Regions from separate parts of the Mus musculus genome. Here all the other regions are linked to region 2. The links are chromatin loops, found by intact Hi-C in ENCODE. Cell type or tissue: left cerebral cortex. All regions are shown on one strand.

What was found. A loop is a pair of places that touch in the nucleus more often than their neighbours do. Peaks named below come from ENCODE experiments on the same cell type or tissue, not always from the same donor. Only the 100,000 strongest peaks of a DNase experiment are listed, where the experiment ranks them.
Region 1: a loop joins it to region 2, with 2.2 times the contacts of the local background. A loop is called at or near these places in 3 of 42 quality-filtered maps.
Region 3: it touches region 2 in a loop (3-fold over the local background); 2 of 42 quality-filtered maps call a loop at or near these places.

What each region holds. Positions count from the first base shown.
Region 1 is chr7:117,705,882-117,713,881 of GRCm38, forward strand. No RefSeq gene overlaps it. Among named protein-coding and RNA genes, the nearest start is that of Gm34762, 49 kb to the right of the region's middle. In left cerebral cortex, CTCF peaks have their summits at 3,674 (motif pointing right) and 4,523 (motif pointing right); DNase peaks (open chromatin) are centred at 3,743, 3,878 and 4,233; H3K27ac peaks cover 712 bases.
Region 2 is chr7:117,878,878-117,886,877 of GRCm38, forward strand. No RefSeq gene overlaps it. Among named protein-coding and RNA genes, the nearest start is that of Gm34822, 32 kb to the left of the region's middle. In left cerebral cortex, a CTCF peak has its summit at 4,144 (motif pointing left); DNase peaks (open chromatin) are centred at 242 and 4,131.
Region 3 is chr7:117,567,360-117,575,359 of GRCm38, forward strand. The region is part of intron 3 of Xylt1 (xylosyltransferase 1); the gene reads left to right. Among named protein-coding and RNA genes, the nearest start is that of Gm34762, 190 kb to the right of the region's middle. In left cerebral cortex, no CTCF peak of the experiment used is centred here; DNase peaks (open chromatin) are centred at 4,628 and 5,969.

The DNA of each region.
Region 1 (8,000 bases), 170 kb before region 2:
TTCCCATCGTTTCTTCTGCCTGCATTAGGCTATAATATATTAACCTCAGAGAAACAGTCACATGCCTGTGGTTTGTTATGGTTTGAACATACAATGTTTTTCCATGGGCTTGAAGGCTTGGTTCCTCACCGTGATGCTAACTTGCAGAAACTGTGGAAGGTGAAGCCTAACAAAGGTAGGCAAGTCATCTACACAGAGTGGGAATGGAAAGGCCCCTGGGTCCCTTTTTTTTTCTGATTCTTGTCTTCCCATGAGGTGGAAACCTTCTTTGCTACACATTCCTGCCATGATTGTTGGCTTTAGGCCAAGCAACAGCCAAAACGACTCCTTCCTCTCCATTGCTGCTTCTGGCAGCCATTTAACCACACTGGTAAGAAGGTATACTGACATATCATCAGGTGTAAAACTCTAATAAGATAAAGGACACGTGTTGTCATACACCTTGTACTTTCCCAGGCAAACATTCACAGGCACATTGCAGATGGTCCTCAGCTTACAGTGCTTCCTTCTATTTATAAGTTTCCAGCTTTTGATAACATAAAATGATACATATTCAGTGGAAATACCCTTTAGAACTGAAATCCAGCCTTGGCTCCTTGTCAGCCAAGCAATTATAAGGTCAACAACTATCTTCTAACCATGCAGTGCATTGCTAAGCAAGAATACTTGAAAAGTTATGTGTGTTGCTTTATTTAATTTATATTTTTTAGTGTATAGGGACTTAGCAAGGCAAGCCCTCAGCCTAAGTCAAAGGGTGTCTGTTATAGGACTATTTGTAGACATAAACAAACACCTGCTCACCCCAAGTAGGAAACTGAGAACAGAAGTAAGAAGATCACTAAAGTTCAGCTTGGTGAACCACTGAGATTTATTGAAGTTACTTACAGGAGTATAGTTGAAGGATAACTTATAAGAGCAGAAATGACTCAAAAGCAGCTGCATCACCAAGTCCTACCCCAACATGAAAACTGTGAAGCATACTACACAACCTGCAGGCAAATCAATAAGTTAAAGAATGCCTTTCAGCTGGGCAGTACTGCTACATGCCTTTAATCCCAGCACTTGGGAGGCAGAGGCAGGTAGATTTCTGAGTTCGAGGCCAGCCTGGTCTACAGCATGAGTTCCAGGACAGCCAGGGCTATACAGAGAAACCCTATCTCTAAAAACAAGAGAGGGAGAGAAAGTGTGTGTGTGTGTGTGTGTGTGTGTGTGTGTGTGTGTGTGTGTGAGAGAGAGAGAGAGAGAGAGAGAGAGAGAGAGAGAGAGAGAGAGAGAGAGCGCCTTTTCAGGTAGGTTGGAGGTTGGTCTCTGTTTCTTCAGGGTGCCTCCTTCTGGGTCTGAGCTTCTTTCCAGGCAGTTCAGCTTATCTAAGAGTATCTCTGAGCAGTCTTTTCAGCTTATGTAAGTTTAGGAAGAAAGAGACCTAGTGTATCTGATCAGTTTCAGGAATTTCCTGAAACATTTCTGTTGTTTATTTCCTGAGTTTATCTAGTTTCCCTACATGGCCTTGGAACATCATGTGTCTTAAAGAGCTTTTCTTCAAGATGGGGGGTGGTTATCTTGGAGGAAATAACAACTGTGTTAGTTTGCTTTTTCTTGCTGTGACCAAAGTACCTGGCACAGACAACTTAAATGAGGAGAATTTATCTTTGATTGTGGTTTAATGAATCTGTTCATAGTTGCTTGGTCCCATACACTTGGTCAGAATATCACAATAGTGGCAATGTGTGGAAGAAGGAAGCTGCTTATTTCATGGGTACCAGGAATCAGAGAAAAGGGTGCTGAGATGGTAGAATCTCCTTTACTCCCTTCTAATTCACCTACATTCCAAGCATATGGGATGGTGCTGCCCACATTAAGTATGGACCCTCTCCATTCAATGAGAATTCATTGAAATGACCTGAGAGACCAAAGGCATGTTTCACCAGTCTCCTTAGTGATTGTAAATCCAATCAAGTAGACAAGGAAGAGTAACAATCATAAGGAATGAATGGACATCTGCGTTAGCTGAAGTAGAGTTGAGAAAGAACCAGGAAGAAGAGTGTAGATATAGTGGGACTTTCTCAGACCTACCAGCAGTATAACTAAGACACAGAGGCTTCTAATATAGTTTAAAGCTTAGGCCTTTTGCTTCTGCAGTCTCTCATCTAGCTTATCTAACTTAACCTGACTATCTGGCCTATGATCCACCCCATGGCTAGCTCTATACCTCTCTGCTCTGGTGTAATTCACATCTGTTCCTTCCATGTCCCTCTCAATTCTCCCATTTCTGTTTTTATCTTCCCTCTACTGGAAGTTCCACGCTCTTACTTCCTGCACCAGCAATTAACCATCAGAGCTTTATTACAAGCAATCAGTAGTAAGACAACCTCTGATACATCTCTATACTGCCTTTAGGCATGTGAGGAAGGATGAATATTCACAAAATACAAAACCCCGAGGTGGGCCATAATAATGACAATACCAAAATCCTGCCAGCACTTAGCTCTCTGCAAGTACCAGATTAATAATTGAAAATCCAGAGATATACCTTTATACAATGTAGAGAAATATTACCCCCAACAGGGAGGGGAGGAAGAGGGAAAGTGGCAGGAGAGAATAGAGCATCAAGGTATAGGTGTTCATGTTCTGTAAGAGTGTGTGAGCTTTGTGAGCTTTGGACGAATGCTCTGTCTTAGGGCTCCTATTGCTGTGATGAAACACCATGACCAAAAGCAACTTGGAGAGGAAAGAGCTTATTTAGCTTACATATCCTGAATCACACACAGTCCATTAGGGACGCCAAGGCAGTAACTCAAACTGGGCAGAAACCTGGTACCAGGAACAGGTGCAGAGGCTATGGAGGGGTGATGCTAACTGGCTTGTTTAGCCCGCTTTCTTATAAGACCACCAGGCTGGGGCTGGCACCACCTACAATGAGCTGAGCTCTCCCACACCCATCACTAATTAAGGAAATGTTCTACAGGCTTGCCTACAGTCCAGTTTTATGGAGGAATTCTCTCCATCCTCTCAGATGAGTCCAGAATGTGTCAAGTTGAGATAAAGCAAGCCAACACAGGCTCGTTATGCGGAGGAAATGAAAGGTCACTTTACTCCAGCATTTGGAAGGAAAATGGGCTGTGGTGGGAACAGTGGTGGTAGGTATCTAGAACTTTGAGAAGTCAGTCAGTCCTGGTTTTCGAGAAGCTACAGGTCCTGGAGAGTAGCCGCTCTGACTGTCTTATTGGATGGGTGGAAGTGGCCAATTCTGGTTCACAGTCTAGCAGTGTAGCTATCACATTACTACGCTATAAATTAACATTTCCACGTGAAACTGAACTTGAAATGCAGCTCAAATCAATTCCACCACCCCCTCCTCAATCCTGCCTTGCAGTGATTGCCCTCTGATTCTTATTGAACAGTCAGTGAACCCAACTGGCCTCCACTCCATTTCTGCTGTCAGAGGGGCAGAAAAGGAGGATTCTGTTCATCCTACAGTAATAACTCAATCCAATGATGTTGCTTTTGCTACCGACTGGCTCTTTGTTTTTGCTATTGTTCTTTTAATCCCGGTCATTATAATTGGCTTCTTTTGTGAACTCAAGCACTGTTTGAAATGTCATTCTCTTTCATTTCTCTTCTGCTTTGAAGGAAGTTTCTGTGCATAGCCACCAGTGGGAGGCGTGCTCCATCCTCTGCCACTTTATGCTACGTTACACAGCAGTGTCATGACTCTCAAAGATGCTTCTGCCTTTCAACTTCTTGTGATCTATTTGTGCAATACACATGTTAAATTAGAAATTCATTTGTCACTCCCAGATAATAATGTTCAAAATGGTGCTTCCTGCATGAATCATTATCTCCAGCTTAGAGTTGTTTTACTTATGAATATTCATGAGGCCAGAGATGGAAAAGAGATTTGTTCAACCTGTTTCCTGGAGAAGACTCAGATGGTTCAGTTCAATGTTTAAGTTTGGCCTTCTAGGGCCAAGCCCAGCATAGGCAGTGCCACCCACAGAGAGAAACCCTGCTCTCTCTGGCAAGCAGGTTCCAGTGTGTGTGGGGGGGGGTGAGGGGGTGCTGGTATCCACGTGCTCAGGGAAATGTCCTGCTTGTCCACTCATGGTGACTGCCTGGAACTCAACAGAAGGTAAAGAAGCAATCGGAATGGAAGTGGCCTCCCAGTATCCATTATACATCCCAGCTGGAGAATCAAGAAACCATGTGGAGACGCCTGCTGGCTCTGCCTCTGGGAAGCAAGAATGGAAATTAGGAGTCTAAAGAGAGATGAATTTCAAAGAGAGACATATGTTGTGGGACCGGCTGCTGTAGAGGTGAGCAAAAGAGGCTATTACCAAGTGAGCATTGGAATGTCAACTGAAGGAAAGGTGAGACCTTTAGCGTAACCTGAGCCACCTGGAATTTCATAGCAGCTTGGCCACATCTGGATGATGTCATACCTACCCGTGCCTTTTAGCTTGCTATGGTTTGAGTTTAAAATGTCATCACCAACAGGCTCATGTTTTGAGCGTTGCTCTCCAGCAGGTGGCATTATTTTGGAAAGCTATTGAACCATTAGGAGGTGGAGACTAGAGGGTGGGAGGAGTCCTAATTTAGACTTTGTTGACAGTAAAAGGGCATGCTTCGGAATCTGCAAACAACTTAAAGCAAGCAGTGGGGGTCTGAGCGTCAAATATGCTACAGAGTATAAGACAGAGACGATACAGCAAGAATTTCTACCTGGAAAAAGGAGAGAAATTTTGAAGAAAGAACCCAAATGGTTCAAGAGAAAGCTAAAATCCAAGAGGCAGCTTCCTTAAAGTGTATCCTTAAGCGGCTGTGGGATAGCAGTGCTCAGGTAGCCATGGCTGCAGGGTGACCAGTGCAGCTCAAGATGTCTCATATAGCCACACAGGCCACGCCCCACACAGCCCTACACTCCACCACCAAGCCACTGGTCAGCAAAGTCTACCAAAAAGGGCAGGGTTGCAAACGTTTGGGCCTTAACAATTGTGTAGTCTCAAGCACAACTGTAACTCTGCTGCTCTAGTACAAAGAATATGCAAGCCCATGGGCACAGCTCCTACTCCACCTTAGCGGCAGAATTAAGTGGAGAAAAGGCTTGGCGTGTGGGTTGCAGTTCACTGGCCCTGATGTAGATTACGATGGTTGGTGTAGCCCAGGCATAGCAGTGCTGTTGAAAATACCCATGATGCCCTTCCTCCCATGCCTGCAATCCCTGAAAAACTGGATAGGCCAGAAGAAACCTGACTTTCAATGAGAATATTGTGGAGTGAGGGGATTTTCAAGGCCATAACGAATGATTTGGAGGCAGCCATCAGAAGAATGACCAGAGAGTATCAGGGGAGTCTCCGGCCATTCGCTGCCAGACCCCTGCACTGGAAGAAGAGTAGGCGTGGAAACAGAGGTGATGTTTCACCTTGGAGCACCTGAATTTATTTCTGAGCCAAATCAAGGCAGGAGGAGGAGGGGAAAGGGTCCCAGAAAGAAGAGACAAACAACCCCGGAGACATTTGAATATGAATAAGCATTTGCCAAAACTGAGTTAATATGAAAGAACCAACTTCTTGTGCACACCTGTCCTGGGCACAGATGGGAATGAGGCCACAGATGAGACTACGGAAAACAGAGAAGAGACTCCCAACCCTTGCTCGTCTGTGGGGTAAGGCCATATTCTGGATCTGAAACATCCCCCAATGGCTTACAGAGGCAAGGTTTGGTCCCTGCCTAGTGGTACTACCTGGAGGTGATGGAAACCTTAGTCAGTCAGTAGGGGCAGGCTGGGAGAGGTAGCTCAATGGTGTGTTGGGATACTGGCCATATCTCTTCCATCACAAGGTGAGCAGCTTTTGTATCACGCTCTCTCTTTCACAGTGTTTAGTCCCAAAGTGCTGGGGCCCATAGGGTGAAGGCATCCATAGGATGAAGCCTCTGCTACTGTGAGCCAGCATGAGCATTTCCTCCAGAGAGCTGACTCACCTCAGGTTATTTTGTCACAGCAGCAACTAATACATCTAATAAAAATTCTATGTCTTCCACATATGGGAATCCATCCAGGTATCGGTTCGTTCTATTGCAGGGCATCCATGCTAGATACACAAGGTTACGAAGAGCTGACCTAGGGCTAGAAGGACAATGCTAGTTTTTCTGCAAATCTTATTGTGGTACAATAAACTCAATGAAATTGACAATTTTTACCATCTCTACATTTACAGTGATACTTTTATACACATTTACAATGTGTAACTATAACTGCTATCTACCTCCACAACAGTTTACATACAAAACTGAAGAAGCTCTTTACAGAATTTTTTTTACAGTGCACCAGCATTTGGTTCCCAGCACCCACCCTGGGAGCTCACAACTGCTTCCATCTCCAGCTCTGGGAAATTTGATACTCTCCTAGACTCCACAAGTACCTATGCACATACTACCCCCATATATGTGCAGTTAAAAATAAAATGAAATCTTAAAAAAAAAAACCCTGAGGCTTTTAATTCTTTAGCCATAACTATACAGTATTGCCTTGCCCTTGGCCCCAAAACCACTATTTTTCCTTCTGTGTCTATGAACTGACTCTCTTCTATCCATCACGTAAATAGAATAATACCGTCTATTTCCTATTTGCCTGTATCATTCCACATAACATGTCCCTAGGTTCATTAATGTTGTTACAGGTGTTAGACTTTCCTTCCTCTTTAAGGCAAAGTATTCCATTGTATGGATATACCAGAGTGTGGGTACCCTCTTGTCTGCCAGTGGACATTCAGGTCGTTTCTAGGTTTTAGCTATTTTTAATATGCAGCATAATAACTACCAGAGGCAGGGTGACATTCTTTATGGTAACCTGATCTCTTGGGAACTAACCCAGTTCCAAAAGAACTATATTAATCCTTTCCAATGGCTACATTTAGGATGAGCACCGTTATGGTCTTAACATGGTCAACCAGCCTGGAACAATTTGTTTTCTTCCTTTCTTTCCTTCTTTCTCTCTTTCCTTCTTTCTTCCTTCCTTTCTTTCTTTTTTCATTCTATGGCAATCTTTAGAATGACATTAGTCTAATGGAAGAAAGTCAGACAAGAAGGACAGGTATTATGGTTATAAGAATCTAAGGTGAGGAAAAATACTATAGGGTTCTGCAGGTTTTCTAGGCGTACAGCATAATTGTACTCCATTTGCTAGGGACAAGTGAGAAGACATCAAGGCAGAAGAGGATTCTAAAGGACAGCATGTACAGCATCCCTGGCACCCAACATGTAGTCCATGGACCCTGAATTAATGTGTTCCTGTTACCATAACAAAATATGTGGATCTGCTTGCAAGGAAAGCTGACAATTCCAGGAACACAGAGCATGACACCAGAATTCACTCAGCTCTAGCAAGGACCTAATGAAAGACAGCAGGATGGGAATGGAAGCTCATGAGAGACCAACCATGAAAGGAGACAGGAACAACTTACCTTCCACAGCCCAGTTCACAAGAGAATGATCCTAGTCCCTTCCAGTCAGGCCTATCACTTCCCAATATTGCCACTCTAGAGACTGAGCTTTCAACACATTGACCCTTGAGGGTCTCACACTACATCTTAGCCCTGAGAAGTCTGTATCATCAGCAGTGTCTGGGAACATGCTAGAAATACAGAGTACGAGGTTACACCTTGGGTATGCTGAATCAGAGTCTGTGGTTTAACCAGATTGTTGAGCAGATTATATACATGTCAAAATTTGGAAAAGAATAGCCAGCCTGGTTCTGTACTATAGGGCAAAAAGCCTGAAGGTTCTTGGGCTCCTAAAACCTCCATGATGCACAATCAGGAAGCCAAAATCCCACTGGGCTGTGCTGCTTGGGATCCCCAGGGGATAAGCTGCATCACCACTTTCCAGGACATGCTCCAACTGGGAATTCCCAAGCACCAACTGTGGAGATCAGAATTTCCTCCCATTCCCACCTTACAAAACACACACAGGAAGCCAGAGAATAATGCAATGTCAAATCAAAG
Region 2 (8,000 bases):
CCCTCTAGGATGAAGAGAAAGGGAACCGCCATCCCTAGCCTTTCAGAAGAGAAAGCAGGGGGCAACACACCAGAGTAGGGGAAGTGCCTTCTTCTTATTCATCTCTGGTGAGAGAAAAGAGCAAGGGCTTCACAGTTCTGATCCCAGCTCTCAGCTTCCTAGTGACAATGAGAATATTAATAAGACTCAAGTTAACACTTCTTTAACACTCTGAGCATCCTGGGCACTCCGCCAGGCAGCTCACATTCTCGAACATCTCAGATTCGTGATTAAACGCGGATGCTCTTGGTGCCTCTGAGAAGTGGGTGCTGTTATTCATCCATTTTACAGATAGAGAAGTCAAGGCATAGAAACTTAAAGAAATTCTCCAGCTGCCACATGGCAAAACTCAGGGGACTCGAGCCTGAGGTGGCTCCTCTGTGTATCAGGCTCTAAACCTCTCCACTGTTTCCTCCCCAAGGAATGCTCTCATCTTTGGGACAAATGCTAAGTTGTCTGCCAGGCATGAGCCCAAGAGCTTGATCCAGCACCTGCCATCTCTATACGATTGCCACCTCAATTATGTCGTGGCCTTCACTCCTGAAAGAAGCTTCATAACAACGACGTCTGTGTGTAGAGTGAGAAGCCAGAATGATCTGTCTTCACCAAGTGGACAAAGGGGATCAATATATGCTCTGGGCTTCTGTCCCTCCCCTTCCCCTCGAACACATGCAAACACTTCTACAAAAAAAGGCCCCGCATTTATCTCTTGTGCATGCTGAGCCTCAGTCTAAGATTTTAATTGAAGGATTCAAGAAGATTAAGGAGGGACAAAAAGAGAGAAGAGTGAAATCACTGGTTTTGTTCAGCCTTCCTAATTTGCAGATGGAAAATAGATGATTTGTTCATCACTGAGACTGGGAGGCTTTGGGGGGCTCTCTCTGGCTCCCACCCTACAGCACCACTCCAGGGTTCAAGTCTTTCATGCAGAGGTCTTAGGAGAACATCTGAGATCCAAGCTATAATAATATCCTTACAGAGTTCTTGAAGAGTGAAATCTTATCTCACCTTCCCTCCCGCAACAGTTTGTGCCTATGCCATTCCGACAAGGAGGGGGAGGAGAAGAGAGGGAGGGGATGGAAGATTAGACAGCAGCCAACAGATCTGTTGTTTGGCTTTTGATTCCTGTCTAAGGTTTTGTATATTGCAACCTAACTACAATAAGATACATGATGTCCACACGGTGCATCAACCCCACCCCCCACCCCACCCCCAGGATGCATCCTTTCCTTCTTCCAGTCTCCAGGAAAGCAGAGGTGCTCTTTGTTTCTTCTCCCTACAATTTCTCACTCCATGTAGAGTTAGTGGGGCTGCCAATCAAATGATACCTCTGTCACCAGAGATGGCACAAGGAAGCCAATCAGATTTCCCCATCCTGGTATTAGAACCTCTAGCCAAGTGGGTAGGAATTAACGTTGCCTTGAGCAGCATTCTGGAAGGAGAACCACAAATCCTTGCTGTGCAAGTCCCTGGAAGGGCCCTAATCTGGACACCTCTGAGAATCAATTCTTTCCTCTGCCTCCCAGCCTCCTCCTGATAAATGACCCATGGCTATTGTTTAAGATGGATTTCCTTTCTGTGGCTTGTCATGATACAAATGGATAAAATTGACCTTAAGCAGACTTCTCTCCAAATGAATCTTGCCCAGCTCGGTTACCTGGGCATCCAAGGATGCAGTGACATCTTGAGCTATTTGAAGTTCTTTGATGTAATAAAATGCCACTTATTAAAAAAAAAAAAGAAGAAGAAGAAGAAGTAAATTTTGAGAAATTCCCACTCCCTGCAGAAGTTATCACTGGGTCTTCTTTTCCAGTCTGTATGACATAGCTAGTAGCTATTGCATCATAACAAACGCTCTTAAACTTAATAGACTAAAATATTGAGAACCAACTGTTGACCAGCAGTCTGTGGGTGAACTGGGCGCTTTGTATCTCAAGGTGAGTCCACTGTCTATGGCTGTGGATCTGGGCTCTTACTTGTATTTCCAAGGATTGGAGTAGCCATAGGGTTAGAGCCTCTGGCCACTGTCCATACAGTATCTCCTTCTTCAGCAGATGGTTCCAGAGCCTGTCCATACCACAAAATGGGACTCGAAAGGAAATAGAACTGTGAGAAATGCCTAAAGTCTAGGCTCAGAAATTCCATTTCTAGAATATTCTCTTGTACAAAGCAAGTAAAAAACAAAACAACAACAACAACAACAAAAACTTAGTCCTAATTCTCTGCTAAGTGGTTGGAAGCTGTTACGGTTTAAATCTGGAAGTTCTCCCACTAGATGGTGTTTTGGACACTTGTCCCCGCCAAAAGGTGGCACTATTTGGAGAGGCTTGGAATTTTTAGGCAGATGGGCCTAGCTCGTGGAAGGTCACTGAGGGAGGGTTTCTGATTCCTGTCTTGCTTTCCACTTCCTGGCCCACCATGATGTGAATAGTCTCCACCACATGCCCCCACTGCTGTCACATGACCTGAGAGTTCTCCATCCTTTCCCCACCATGGTGGACTGAGCCTGCAGAAAGAAAAGGAGCCAAAGCACGTCTTCCCTCCGTGAAGTTACTTCTTCCAGGCACTTTGCTAACAGCACAGCAAAAGTAGCAAATGCAGAATCGAGCCCTCACCTTGATAACAGGTTCTTCAAAGTGACATTGCAATAGCCAAGTTAGTGGGAAAGGAAAAAAACAAATCAGAGCCATGTTGCCAACAATGTACTACTTCAACTTAATAACATGGTTTAACTAAATAACTCAGAGTGTCAGTTATTGTGCCCACTGCCTGATGCCCCATCGAGGAACAATGCCACCAGTATCACCAGTAAACGGTCCATGACAACCAAAAGCGTCTTCCTACATTGCCGCATGCCCCCCTGGGGAACAATCTGTTCCTCAGTAGCCAAGAACAGCTGTGGACCCAGGTTTCCATGGTCTCCTCTAACCATCACACCAGATTGAGAAGATACTCAGCTGACTGCAAGGTGTGGGCTGGGACAATCTTCACTGTTGCTTGGAGGTGACAAATCAGTCCCCTTTTCTCTCCTCTCCATCTCCACTTGCTCTCTCCTGTTTCTTCAGGGATCCGCCCCTTCAGACAGGACCCCACCAAGCCTCTCTCCCTCACTGTCCTCTCTGCTCAATCTCCAGTCTGAACAGGCTCTTGGGATCAGGAAACATTCACCCTACAAGACATCCCTGGGCCCACTGTCAATCTCGCTTGGCGCTTACAGGGGTTTCTCCCATTTGCCAGCCTGCTCTGGATGCATGCAATCACATTGGATGTTTCCTTCGCTGGATATTTTTCATCCTGTGTCAATTAGCACAATGAAGGGACTCTAATAATGATGCATGGGCTGGATGGGTACAGCCTGCAATAGCCCTGGCAGGCAAGCAGGTGGCTCGGTAAGAGGCCCAGACTATATCCTGCTCAGAGCGTGCTGGACTCATGATCTCCAAGGCCTCTACAGTGTGCATCAGAACTCATTGCTAGGCACGGTTTGACCATACAGCTGGTCCCCTCCACACACCCAAGGAAACGAAAACAGGAAATAATCTTGCATGCCAACTAGCCAGAAGCTGACTCCCAATACATAGGTCAGTGAATCCCAGAGGGGTCAGCCAGCTAAGACAAAGTCGGTCAGCAATTACTGAAGCTAAAGTTAAATTTTGCATTTCTTCCATCTTATCTCTCTTAAAACATACATTTTTCCCCTCCTAATTTTCTCTCAAAGTACATTATTCTTCACTGAGATGTACCAGGTATTCTGTGTCTTATATGCACACAACTTTAGGTTGGGGGACTCTCTCCCCTTCTGCAAAGATCTCCACATCTAGCTCTAGGGTAGGGATATGGGGAGCAACCAGTCAGACCCCTCCTGACTCTCTAAGAGCAGAGGCAGTCTTCCACAATAGAAAACAGGCATGATTCTGTCGCCTTCCGAGGTTATAATTAAAGACAAAGCCAATCCACCTTCAGCCCTAGACAAGAGGAACGGGAGAGGCCCAGGTCCTGAACTGGGGATAGGGCGGGGATTGCAGTTCGGACCCCTTTATTTCTTCAGGGAAGCACCAAGAACAGGAAGTTGATAAATTCAGAAACAGCACCACCTGGTGGTCACACAACCGAACCAGCGCGCATCCACGCATCTGCTTTCTCCGTGCTTCTGTGGAGGGACTGATTGGGTGTATAAACCCGGTTACTTAAAGCTAAAATGCAAGACACAGCTTCAGGGAGATTCATGATGGAATACCCTAAGAAATGCTCTCCAAAACGCTGAAAGTGGTATTCCGTGTGGTTTACTTCACCTGACAGACATTCTGAGTTTTGTACTTTTCTCATTTGATTTAAAAAAAAAAAGAACATAGAAAAAAATCAGTAGGCTACTCCTTTGTGTTAACTTTTTAATGAGAGTAGAAGCAGGTCAAAATAGAACTTCATAGCAGCAGGGGGGTGGGGGAAGAAGGAAGAAGTGTTATCTGAGGGCAAGAGCAACAGCCAGACCATTAAGAATTAAACACTGCATGCTTATGCAGCTCCAACTTACAGACCCCTGTAATGTCTACTCACTCGAGAGAGTTCTTCCCCTGGTATGAAATGAAGCCACAAAGCTATGCTATTGTCCTGTTTGATCCCTGTCCAAGATATGTTATAAGTTATCTACTGCAATATAATTAAAATAACAATTGATTGACTATTGTTATGGTGTGGTGTACTGTGCCAAGAAGTCTGGGTGTGTTACCCATTTCATCTTCACAATGACCCCGTGGGGTATCCATTGCTATGATCCAAATTAAACTGACACCATGCCTGTTCTCTCATAAGACTGTGACAAAAAAAAAAAATCCACTATTGTATTCGGCTTTGTATCACCACAGTACTTATGTGGTAATGGCTGGGTAAGTAAGAGGACAGAGAAGTGGATGACATGTTAGGACACACACAAAACCACTAAAGTCAATAGAAGTAAAACATGGCCCATGCAGAGGAACTTTTGTCCATCAGCTAGAGCATCTTAGAAAGGTGGCGACTGGTGGATGCTGAGGGCAAAAATCTGTTCTGCAGCCCCTTCTTCCTGCCCCTTCCTCCCACCCTGCCCTGCTCCTTAGTGACTTTTCTTTCTGGGATTTAGTTTCCCTGTGGTCAGTTTTGTTTTGAACATTTTAAGTGGAAATTTCTAAAACAACAACGTTTTAAGCTGTAAAACATTCTCATGGTAAAATCTCAAACTGCCAAGCTCCATCTCTCCTGGCTGTGGCTCTCCCATCGGTCCAGGATATCCACGCTGTATGCTACCTGCCCACTCACAGAGTGGCCATTTGAATTATGAAACCAACTGTCACGGTATGACAGCACTTTTGCTCAAGTTGCCCAAATCATCCTTATTTACTTCTAATTGTGTCAAAGTATAGGTGTTGTCCTCTCAGGCGTCCCAAGGAGAAGCCATAAAATATTTCTTTTAAGTGAAAAAATAATATATATTTTATAAGAACAAAGGGAAAATAGGTTGCGTGCCAATGTCTCTAAGGTCTGTAGTACATGATTGCTGTTGGTCTTAGATGGATCCAGTTCTCGAGTCAGAGGTTATTATAAGTATGTTCACACAGGGGAAAAAGGCATTGCATGGATAGCATCTGGTTCTATATATGGTTTCTGGCAACCACCGGAAGTGTTGAGGTCTATCATCTTGGATACAAGAAGATCATTGCATAAGACCAAGTCCCGGGGTGCTCTGTGGGTTGTGATAGAGACTGCACAGGGCCACTGTTGTGCTGGAAATCCGAATTGAATTGTCAATGTTATTCTTCTGTCAGTAGCCATCTCGGAGATAAAGAAAGACACCCAGCTTGGCATAATTTAAAGAGTTTACTAACCACAAAACCAGGAAGGTAGAGTGTGGTGAGCCTTAAACTACTACAATACACTTCAAAAGTCACCCTGAACCATAGGATAAGTTAAAATAGTTTGAAAGGCAGAGGGGGCTTCCTCTCCCATGCTCTCCCATGCTCTCCCATGCTCTCCCATGCTCTCCCATGCTCTCCCATGCTCTCCCATGCTCTTCCACGCTCTCCCATGCTCTCCCATGCTCTCCCATGCTCTCCCATGCTCTCCCATGCTCTCCCATGCTCTCCCATGCTCTTCCACGCTCTCCCATGCTCTCCCACGCTCTCCCATGCTCTCCCATGCTCTCCCATGCTCTCCCAGGGACTGGGCAGCTCCTCAGAAGCTGCAGTGACAGTAGCAGGTTCTGCGTAAACACAGTGAAACTGAGGTCACTTCTGTGAAGGGGTCAGGACTGGGCCTTGTGAAGCTGTCTGCTTCCTGGGTCCACCTCTTCTCTCTTCATGGCCACACTCTGAAAGAGCACCTGTGACTCAGTCTCCAGGGGAAGAGCAAGGTAGCAGCAGATGGGAGCATATCTAAGCCACTGATTGGCAGAGAGGTGGCTCAGATGTTTGATGCTCTCAGTGGGCATCCAAGAGGAGGTGATGAGCTGGAAAAAGCAGAAGCTCAGACCACAACCCCCTGGAGTCATCAAGACTTGGATGCCCAAAGATACAAATGCACACCATGTCCATCTTCCAGAATTTGGGAAACGTGGCCAAAGAGGCATTTAGAAAGGTGAAGACAAGGATTGAGTTGAGGACGAAGGTGAGGTGAAAGACTCAGGAGCAGAAATGGGGCTGGAGTTAGGAATGTTGGGAAGGAAGGGGGTAAATAAGCTGATACAGCTCTCTCCCACCTCAAAACCAAAACTGTCAATAAAAGAATTAGCCAAGTATGGCTGAATCAAAACAATTTTGCTCTACCGGGTACCAGACTCCTGTGAGCTCCATCCATTTGCTTAGCCTTGGTTCTTCAATGGGCAGGCAGCCCCACATGAAGCTAAGGCCATCCCCCTTTTGTCTGTAGTTCCTGTTCAGCTCCTCAGAGCCCCACCAAGAATCTGCTGTTCGTTAATTGCTAATCGTGAATTACTGCACAACACATTTTTAAACCTGAGAGAACCTTTGGGTGTCTTAAAGCTCTCAGAAAAAAACCAAGATCACTATGGAGAAACCCCTAGAACCCCAACTGCCTCCCATACTAGTTTTTCATAAGCTTTTCAGTGCCTCAAATTTCACCATTAAAGATTCATTCCTTTGGCTTAAGGCTTTAATCCCCTATTAAATGTAAATCTCCCTGGCAAGCTGATAGTGTTTGGGGAATGAGGTCATACATTAAGCCTTATCTATCACTGACACCTCATTGAAATCGAGTTGACAGCCTTTTCGAGAGCCAGGTTTAATAGGGAGAAGGGAGATAAATGTGAGGGTCCTTAGGAACTCAGCGGCAAAGGGGAAGATACTCAGGAGATAGGATTGGAAACTAACATTTATTGAGGCATTATGCTAATAAGAAAAAGAAAAATAGCTACCTTTTACTGACTGCTTAAATGTGTCAGATTCCATGCTGGGCTCTTTACATATGGAGGGGTAATTTACAGAGATAGCTGTATGCTTGTTCTTGATGTTCAAGGAGGCTGAAAAGATCAGGAGAGATTCCCACTCCATGTTTTAAAAACAAGAAGCCCAGCCTGGATGCTGTGTGACTTGTGGTCATTCACCTCCCACCCGTGACCGCTTTTATGTAATAAAATGCCCAATAAGGCAGATTAATACAGGGGAGGAATGTCTCATCTTGTGTCTCAAGAGGTGTGAGGTAGCAGACTCTGAGGCAAGATGTTATCAAGAATTCAGGATCTTTCCCTTCATTTACCTTCAGCTTGTTTCCTTCATGGTCAACCCCCCCCCCCCCCCGTGACATGGGCGAAAATGTCCTTTCTTGTGATTAAGAATTCTGTCTCCACTCAGCTCATTTTTGATACCTTTCAAGATATGCCCATCATGCTCTTTGTTCAAGATGGCCAGCATCAGCATTCTGGACAGCTAGGTAGAAAAAAGAAAGGGATGAAGAGTAGGCATGGATCGTGTACT
Region 3 (8,000 bases), 310 kb before region 2:
CTCCCAGCCAGCCAAAGGCAAAGTCAGGCTCTGAAGCCCGTGTTATTACACCTCGTGAGGGCAGGCCTTTCACCTGCATGAAGCTGACAGTTTCATATGCTAGAGGTGTTCATAACTAGGGTCACAAGACAATCTTAGGGGTCAAGGTTGCAAGGCACATGCCTGAGTTAGGCAAATGAGAGTCAGTCTGGCTGAATGGCTCCCTTCAAAACCGCCAAGCTGACTTGCTGTAAACGTAGTGGGGAGGTTTGCACATGTTTCCAGGAAGGTTGTTGGGGTTTTGTTTGTTTGTTTGTTTGTTTGTTTTTGTTTTTTCCAGTAATAAATCTGAATTTTTAACTGCAATTTCTTGATTGACCTGACAACCATATTAATTGAAAACAAGTAAGGCAGGCAGTATGAAGTCTGAACGCCTGTCTGTAAGCAAGGCTGCCTGAGCGGCCAGCTGAGAGCTCTGGTTTAGATCAGGGTGTGTCTAGAGGCCACTGTCTGTGCTGGGTGCCCCACATTCTTCCTACCTCATCATCTGCAGAGACGGCTCACTCTCTCTGCTACAGTGGGTGTCCCTGCCAGTTTCCTAACTTCAGTTAACAGATTCCTCACCGTCTCCCCGTAGGGGAGTTGGCTTTAGTTTTCCAGTGGAACCTTCCACCCCATTCCTGAGCCTTTGGATCTGGGCGTGTGTTACTTTGAGGGCCAGCCGTGGGCAGCCAGGCAGGAGCCCAGCTGAGTTGTCTCTGTTCTCATTTCCCCTTGCAGCTGGGGAGAAGCAAGTTGGAAAGTCCCCGTTTCCATTCTGTATCAACGTGCCTTTATTAAATTGCTACTCTTTGTATGTGCCAGGTGAGGGAGGATTGATCCTGTAAAGCAGAAGAGGTAATGTGGCAGATGGTGTTACGGGAGAGGCGTTACCTGAATCTGTATGCTGCAAATGTTGAAAAGAGGAAGTCTATCCCAAGGAGGCAGTCAGGGAAAGTCCATGAGCTTAACTCTAGCTGTGGCTCTAATTTCACCAAGTCAAGAGAGAAGACGTGGGACAGTCACCGACACCATCATCAATCACTACCATGGTTATCATTGCACAACGACCATCATTACCACTCAACACAGCTAGTGCATTGTTCCCAGCTCCAGGACCATCACCACCCAACAGCCCCACTCCCAGCAATACCATCATTAACACTACAGCCATCACCAGACAACCTCCAGCACCACTTCTGTTCCTCTCACAATTACCACATCACTCTCACACCAGTGTGACCACTTCCACCTTAACAAACACCATCACCCACATCACCATGAGACATTCATTACCTTCATTGCTACCACCAATTCCATGCTAACCCTACACCACCGCCTCCACTGCTAACAACTCCATAGGCATCACTATCCCCCCCCCCCATATCCGCACTATGCCATTTCTTTAACCACCTCCCATCACCACCTCTATCATTAGCAGCATTTCACCATTGTCGCTCAATAGTGAGCATAATCTCGATAGCCCACACTCTTGGCCCCTGCAAGGACCCTGCAGCAAACAAGTCTAAGGTGCTTAGGGAACAGCCAACATGAGCTGGCTTTCTCTAAGTCATGGTGTCCTCAATCTTCCATTGAATATATAATATATTTATACCAGTGATTTGTGGGAGTGAAATGTAGCCATATATGGAGTCCTTGCAGCTGAGCCAGGTGAGAGGCAGCCACTCAATAACTTGCCACCATTTAAAACCTATGGGCCTTTCTATGAACAGATACATTCAGTCAGCAGGAAGACAGGGCATACAGCATTCACAAGCTACGAGGAGATTGGATGGGGAGAAGGGGGAGATGAAGTTTCCTCCTATCAGAAGCCTCAGTTATGAGGACATTAGGGTTCTAAGTCACCTATTGGCTATTAAAGATAGGAAGTCTTTCTCGTGACAGCAAGCACCTCCCCCTCCCTTACCCACAGCCTCCAGGAGTTCCTGAGCTTATTTGGTATGCACCATCCAGTGTTGGAGGTGACATCTTATTAAACAAGGTCTGCCTGCAACCAGGCAAGTCACAATGAAGTCAAGAATTAAGATACCGCTTCCCATATTGCCTAATTGGATTACAGGGATCATAGGAATGCTGTGTTGACTATAAAGAAGTTCAGGGGATTATTGAGTGATGACAGTCCTCTGCTGTCCTTCACTAATCCTGTCAGTCAGAAATAGCTCAAGATGAAGGGAGACTCCTCTGCAAGGAGCTGCCTTTCTCGTTTCCAGGTAGGCTCTTGGAGGGTTGTGGTGAGCAGAAATGTGGTAGAGCATGTCAGACTATGGTGACAGCCACCACAACCATGTCTACTCACACCCCCATCTCTGGTCCCCTTCACAGTCTAGGGTCCTTATCCAAATGTTAAACAATTAACAGATGTTTCTCCCTTGAGGTCCCACAAAAACCTACCATGTAGGCTGGAGAGATGGCTCAGTGGTTAAGAGCCCGCTGAATGTCTCACACCCAACTGTAACTTCAGGAAATAAATGCCCTTGCCCTCCATGAGCACTAGTCTGTAACTTCAGGAAATAAATGCCCTTGCCCTCCATGAGCACTAGTTTTCACATGTACACACACACACACACACACACACACACAAGAAAATAGAAATAAAACATTAACATTATTTTTACATTATCTTGAACTTTTCTCCTTGGTGAATAGCATACCCATCCTCCAAGTTACCCAAATCAGACGATAAACGGCTTTTGTCTAATTCCTTCTGCCTCAGATCCACAAGGTCACTCTCAAGCCCAGCTCGGAAATGTCTTTTCTCCCCATCTCTTCTGCTCCATATGTTCTGTAGAACGCTCCCGTCTCTTGTTCACAATGCTGTGGTCACTCTCAAACTACTCCTGTCTCCATCTCCAATTTTTTCGGAATGAAAGCACTGGATCCAGAGCGAGCTCTTTAAATGCTTCTGCTCACGTTACTTCCCTGCTGACAATTCTTCGGCTATAAACCCAGCTAGTACAATGTTACGTGGGCCTCATAGCCCTTCCCAGGCCCAGGAAGACATTGCGAATCAATCCCTGCACTCTTTCCAGCTGAGCAGGATCTGGACAGAGCTTTTCTGAGTTAGTAGGGTTGGCAGGAAAGATGAGAGCTATTCGGCATTTCAGCATCCTGTGCCACCTGCCTTTGTCTACCTCTTTTGTCTTGCATCTCCCCACCTCTGCCAGAGAACTCTATCCAAACATCCCTGAACCCTGGATAGGCCTGACTGACACCCACAACCCTTCTAGAATGTGGTTCTCTCTACCTGGATTGTTTCTTCTCACATGGTCATGCCTGGTAAGCCCCTACTTCATTTAAGTGTCATCACTGTGTACAGTTATAAGAAAGTCTTTTCCCTCTAAGCCCCTATTTTCCTTCATCTAGGCCCATCTAGGGTGCAGTGTCATGACGTACAGAGGCTTTTGGTCCTGTTACCTGCCTCCTGATTAGTTTTTCAAGCTACCGTTGCAGGAACGGGGACAGGATTATCTATCTTTGCCTGCCTGGTGCCTGTCACAGCTCCACTCTGAGCTACTGCTTGTATTCAGTAAGGGATAAATGGCACTGAAGTCATGCAGAATGCTTGGCTTCTGCCAGACGTCAGAGTTCACCTCTCCAAAGGCACCATTCAACTTCTTCCCAGAGATCTACATGGTAGGCATGGCTTCTTTCCATTCTAAAGGCTAAAATACTAAGGCTTTAAGAAGGAAGTCTTCTGCTTCAGGCTATATGGAAATAGAACCAGACATATCTAAACTGTTGTCCCTGAAAAGAGACCTGCATCTGGAGGCCTTTTTCAGATTGTCACAACTGAGGGGAGGGTACTGCCGGCTTCTAGTGGGCAGATTCCAGAAGTACTGGCAGACATCACACAGGCACTGACCAGTTCATCACCAGTGGAGAAACATCTACCCTTTCGTGCCATGGGACCAAGGAAAGGAAACTTGGCCCCAGCCTCTGCAAGTAACCATGACCTAGAACTTTCCCTTGTGGTGTGAGTCACTCAGACCTGTTGCTGGGGTTTTCTTTGGTTCCAATTACTAAGCATCAGACACTACTCATATACAACCAGGAGTTTGCATCCCTGTGTTTATGCAAGACCAGGCAAGCCACTACCAGCACTCAATTTACCATACAGGATTCTAAGTCTTGGATCACATCATTAAAACATCCCATCCTAACCTAAGATTGGTCTCTGTGCAAGCCGCGTTCCCAATCTGCCTGTCTCCAAGAGCTTGCCGCTGAACCCAAGGCCTCATGTAGATCTCCAACAGCTGAAATGAATGCATGCAGAAAGCTTTGTTTTCTTTTGCAGCTATTCCTAGGAGCAAAGTAAATAAGTAATTTAGATAAACCCCCCAAGAACTCATACTCTAAATCAGCCTAAGCTAGGTGAAGTCAGCAGAGGGTTAAGAGCGCCTAATCCATTTTCATCAGGAGAGTTTGAACTTTGGTCATAGTGAGCAACTTAGCCAAGATATCACATTGTTCATTATTCACAGGGCACTGTAACTTAGCGCAGTCTCTGAGTAATCTTTTTAAGCCTGCCAAAAGAACCGGTGTTAATTGCTTACACTGGAACATATTTGCTGCTGGAAATGTCACACCGTAATTATATCCCATTTCGCTGTCTGACAAGTAATATACTAAAAGAAAATTGGCTTTCTTATTTTCTCCTGCCTCTTCTTGTGATGTGTAAAAAAAAAAAAACCATTCCTGGAAGCCTTCAGGCAGCACACAGGTTGCAAGTTTCTGGACTTGTCACAAAGTTTGTCAGCAAACTTTCTGGATTGGCTGACTCGTTCTTGCAGACAAACAGCCCAGCTTTGCATACTTTGTGCCCCAGGCAGCAACAGGACACCCTCAAGGAGGGACCTGTGCCGAGTCTAGGGCTCCACTTCTGCATGCTTGCAACTCCCAATACAATTTTAGCAAGACCCTCACATTTTTATGTGTTGGACCCTGCAATTGATGGAACTGGTCCTGCAAAAGAGGAACAAGCGGGGGGGGGGGGGGCGGGAATTACTGACGTATGATGGATAAAAGGCAAGAAGTCATTGGCACTTAACAAGATAGTGAGAATTTCAGAGACATAGACATGTGTGTATACATGTATGTAAGTATATATGTCCTCATTCAAGCTAATATTAATATGACATATATGCACATATGTATGTGTGTTCATGAACATTTGTATGCACAGTTATCCTCGAGGGATTTGTGCCAACGCCTCTGTGGATACCAAAGATGCTTAAGATCTTTATATAAAATGATGTCACATCTGCATTATACCTATGCATAGCCTCCTGTATACTTAGAAACATCTCTCGATTGTTTTTGATACCTAGTATAATGTTAATGCTATGTAAGTAATCATTAGGCTGTATTGCTTAGGGAAGGATAACAAGAAAAACCTAATATTCAGTGTGGACACTGTATTTCCATGGCTGGCTGGTTGGCTATGGAGAGGGCTAGTTGTATGTGCTATGTATATGTTTGTACATGCATATTTGTTCTCTCTCTCTCTCTCTCTCTCTCTCTCTGTATGTGTGTGTGTGTGTGTGTGTGTGTGTGTGTGTGTGTGTGTGTGTGTGTTTTATCAGAATCGCTGGCCATGACATGAGACCATGCAGGGCAGACAGTATGTCTAATCCAGGGCTCCTTCTGGAAATTTGGCACTCTACTTGTAAGACTAAGCTTCTCTTAATCCAAGGGTTCCTAAGGAAAGGGAGCCATACCCAGCCCACCAGCTGTCCTGAAAGTCCTATGAAGCAGAGCACATCTGCACCCCTCATTTTTGAGGCACCTGTTTCTGTGTTCTCTCTATATCCTGCCGGGGAGGAAACACCATGACATGTGCACAGGAGGTGTCTGCATTCAAGTCTAGAAGATATGCCAGCTCCGGCACTTCTGTTTTATTGGCAAAAGCACAGTCTCTTGGCCAGACACAACTGCAAGGCATGCTGGGAAGTAGGTTATAAAATGTGCCAAGGAAAAGGCAGGAGCAGAATCGGCAGGAACCCCAACAACTCTGCTTGGCTGCTCTGGTCAGATGGTGTTCCTTCCCAGCATGCACATTTGCAACTGAGCCCAAGGTTTTGGGTCTTCACGAAGCACGTGTGATCATGTGGTTTATTCTGGCAGAAAGGTCACCTTCCCGGGGCTGAGAACACTTCTCCAGGAAGCTTTTCTCTGAGAACGTGGCTGCGTACCTGACAGGGATATGGGGCAGAGGGGGAGGCAAGGTTAGTAATTTAGTTGTCACTGGCTGACAGGTTAGTCTTAGAATATGTTCCCTGCAATTCAAGGCTTGCTAGAGAGAGACAGAGAGAGGCACTTAACAAATGTCAGCCCTTTTTTGTAAACTGCCACAGCTGCCTCATGCTGACCCTGAAGCAGTTGAAGAGTTGTCTGCAGACTTCCATCACCTCCTCATTCCACTCGCACTGGTGTTCTCTTTTCCTTAATGTATTCTTTTTTTTTCAGTTTTCATACAAATACATATTGTATGTTGAGCATAGTCCCCCTAATGCCCTCCTCCAGTCCTCTCTGTCTCTCTTTCCCTCCCACTATTCCCCTTTGTACCTAGGCAGGTACGGGACTAGGATAGTGTTATACAGACAGACACACATTTGGACAGAACACATGAGGTACCTGCTATCCTAAGAATGACTTAATTTGCTTGGCTGGCTTCTCTCCAGTTGCATCCACTTTTCTGCAGACACCACCCTCACTGTGTGTCCTGATCCACTACTCTGTTTTGGGTGCTCCAGGTTGGCTCTAGAACTTTACAATAGCAAATGGGGTGGTCACAAACACTAATGTATGAGTATCTCTTCAATATGTTGAGTTGCAGGTCCTGCCAATAAACACACAGGAGAGGCACAGCAGAATCATCTAGTAGGTCTATTCATAGGGGTTTTGATGAGGTTCTATTCTGACTTCCACCAACAGTGTAGAAGAGCTTCTCTCATCCACATCCTAACCATCATTTGCTGTTGGCTTTCCTAATGCCTGCCATTCCTGCCCACCCCCTGGTATTCCTGATACTCACCAACAGGAAGAGCAGCCATCTTGGTCACTAGAGAGGGCTCTGAAAACAGTCAGGACTGGAACACGGGAACCTGTAGTTTTGCTCGTTTCCCACCATGACTTATTAAGAGATGCACGGTTCTGCGATGGGATCTCAGCCTCAGCACCTGACTTGCTGACCAGCTGAGCCCTTGCTGTTGCAGCCATGACGCCTCGGCAGTCAACAGTCCGACAGTTCCTCTAGGTCTGTGTGCAAGTCTGACTCCCTCAGTTCTCATACCTACAAGTTTCTCCAGACTTCATAAATGTCCGTGGGATGGGAAGGACTCAACTGCCCCTATGTAAGACATGCTGGTTTAGAGCATCCACGCTATGGTAGCTTCGAGAAACTCTGTTCTCTCCTTATGGAATCTAGCATCTGGATGCAGTCCTGTGACTCAATCTCTCAAACATGTGTAGAAATGATAACTACCTTTTATCCTGCCAGTTGACTGGATCTGTGTTCATCAAAGTCATCTGATGTCCTCTGTCACCTCTGTCACCATCAGAGAGACCCAAGAGCATAAGATGGAATAGCCATAGAAGCAACCTGGATATAGTGATGGCACCTGTGTCTTGTGTTTGAATTGGGACTAAATAAAGGAGAATGCAGCTAACCAGCTAACCAAAACCACAGTTGACAACTCGTATGACCATAACACACATGTAACAACAGGTTATCAAAAATGTCCAGGAGTGTGGGGAGATGGCTTAGCTCTTGCCACTCAAGTATGAGAACCTGAGTTTGGCTCCTCAGCATCCAAACAAAAAGCCTGACATAGTAGCACACACTGCAACACTAGGAAGGAGGACAGAAGAGGATTCCTGAAGCTCATTGGCCAGCCTTGCTGAATGAATCTGTGATCTCCATGTTCAGTGAGAGCCCTTGAGTTTAAAAGTAAGGCAGAGAG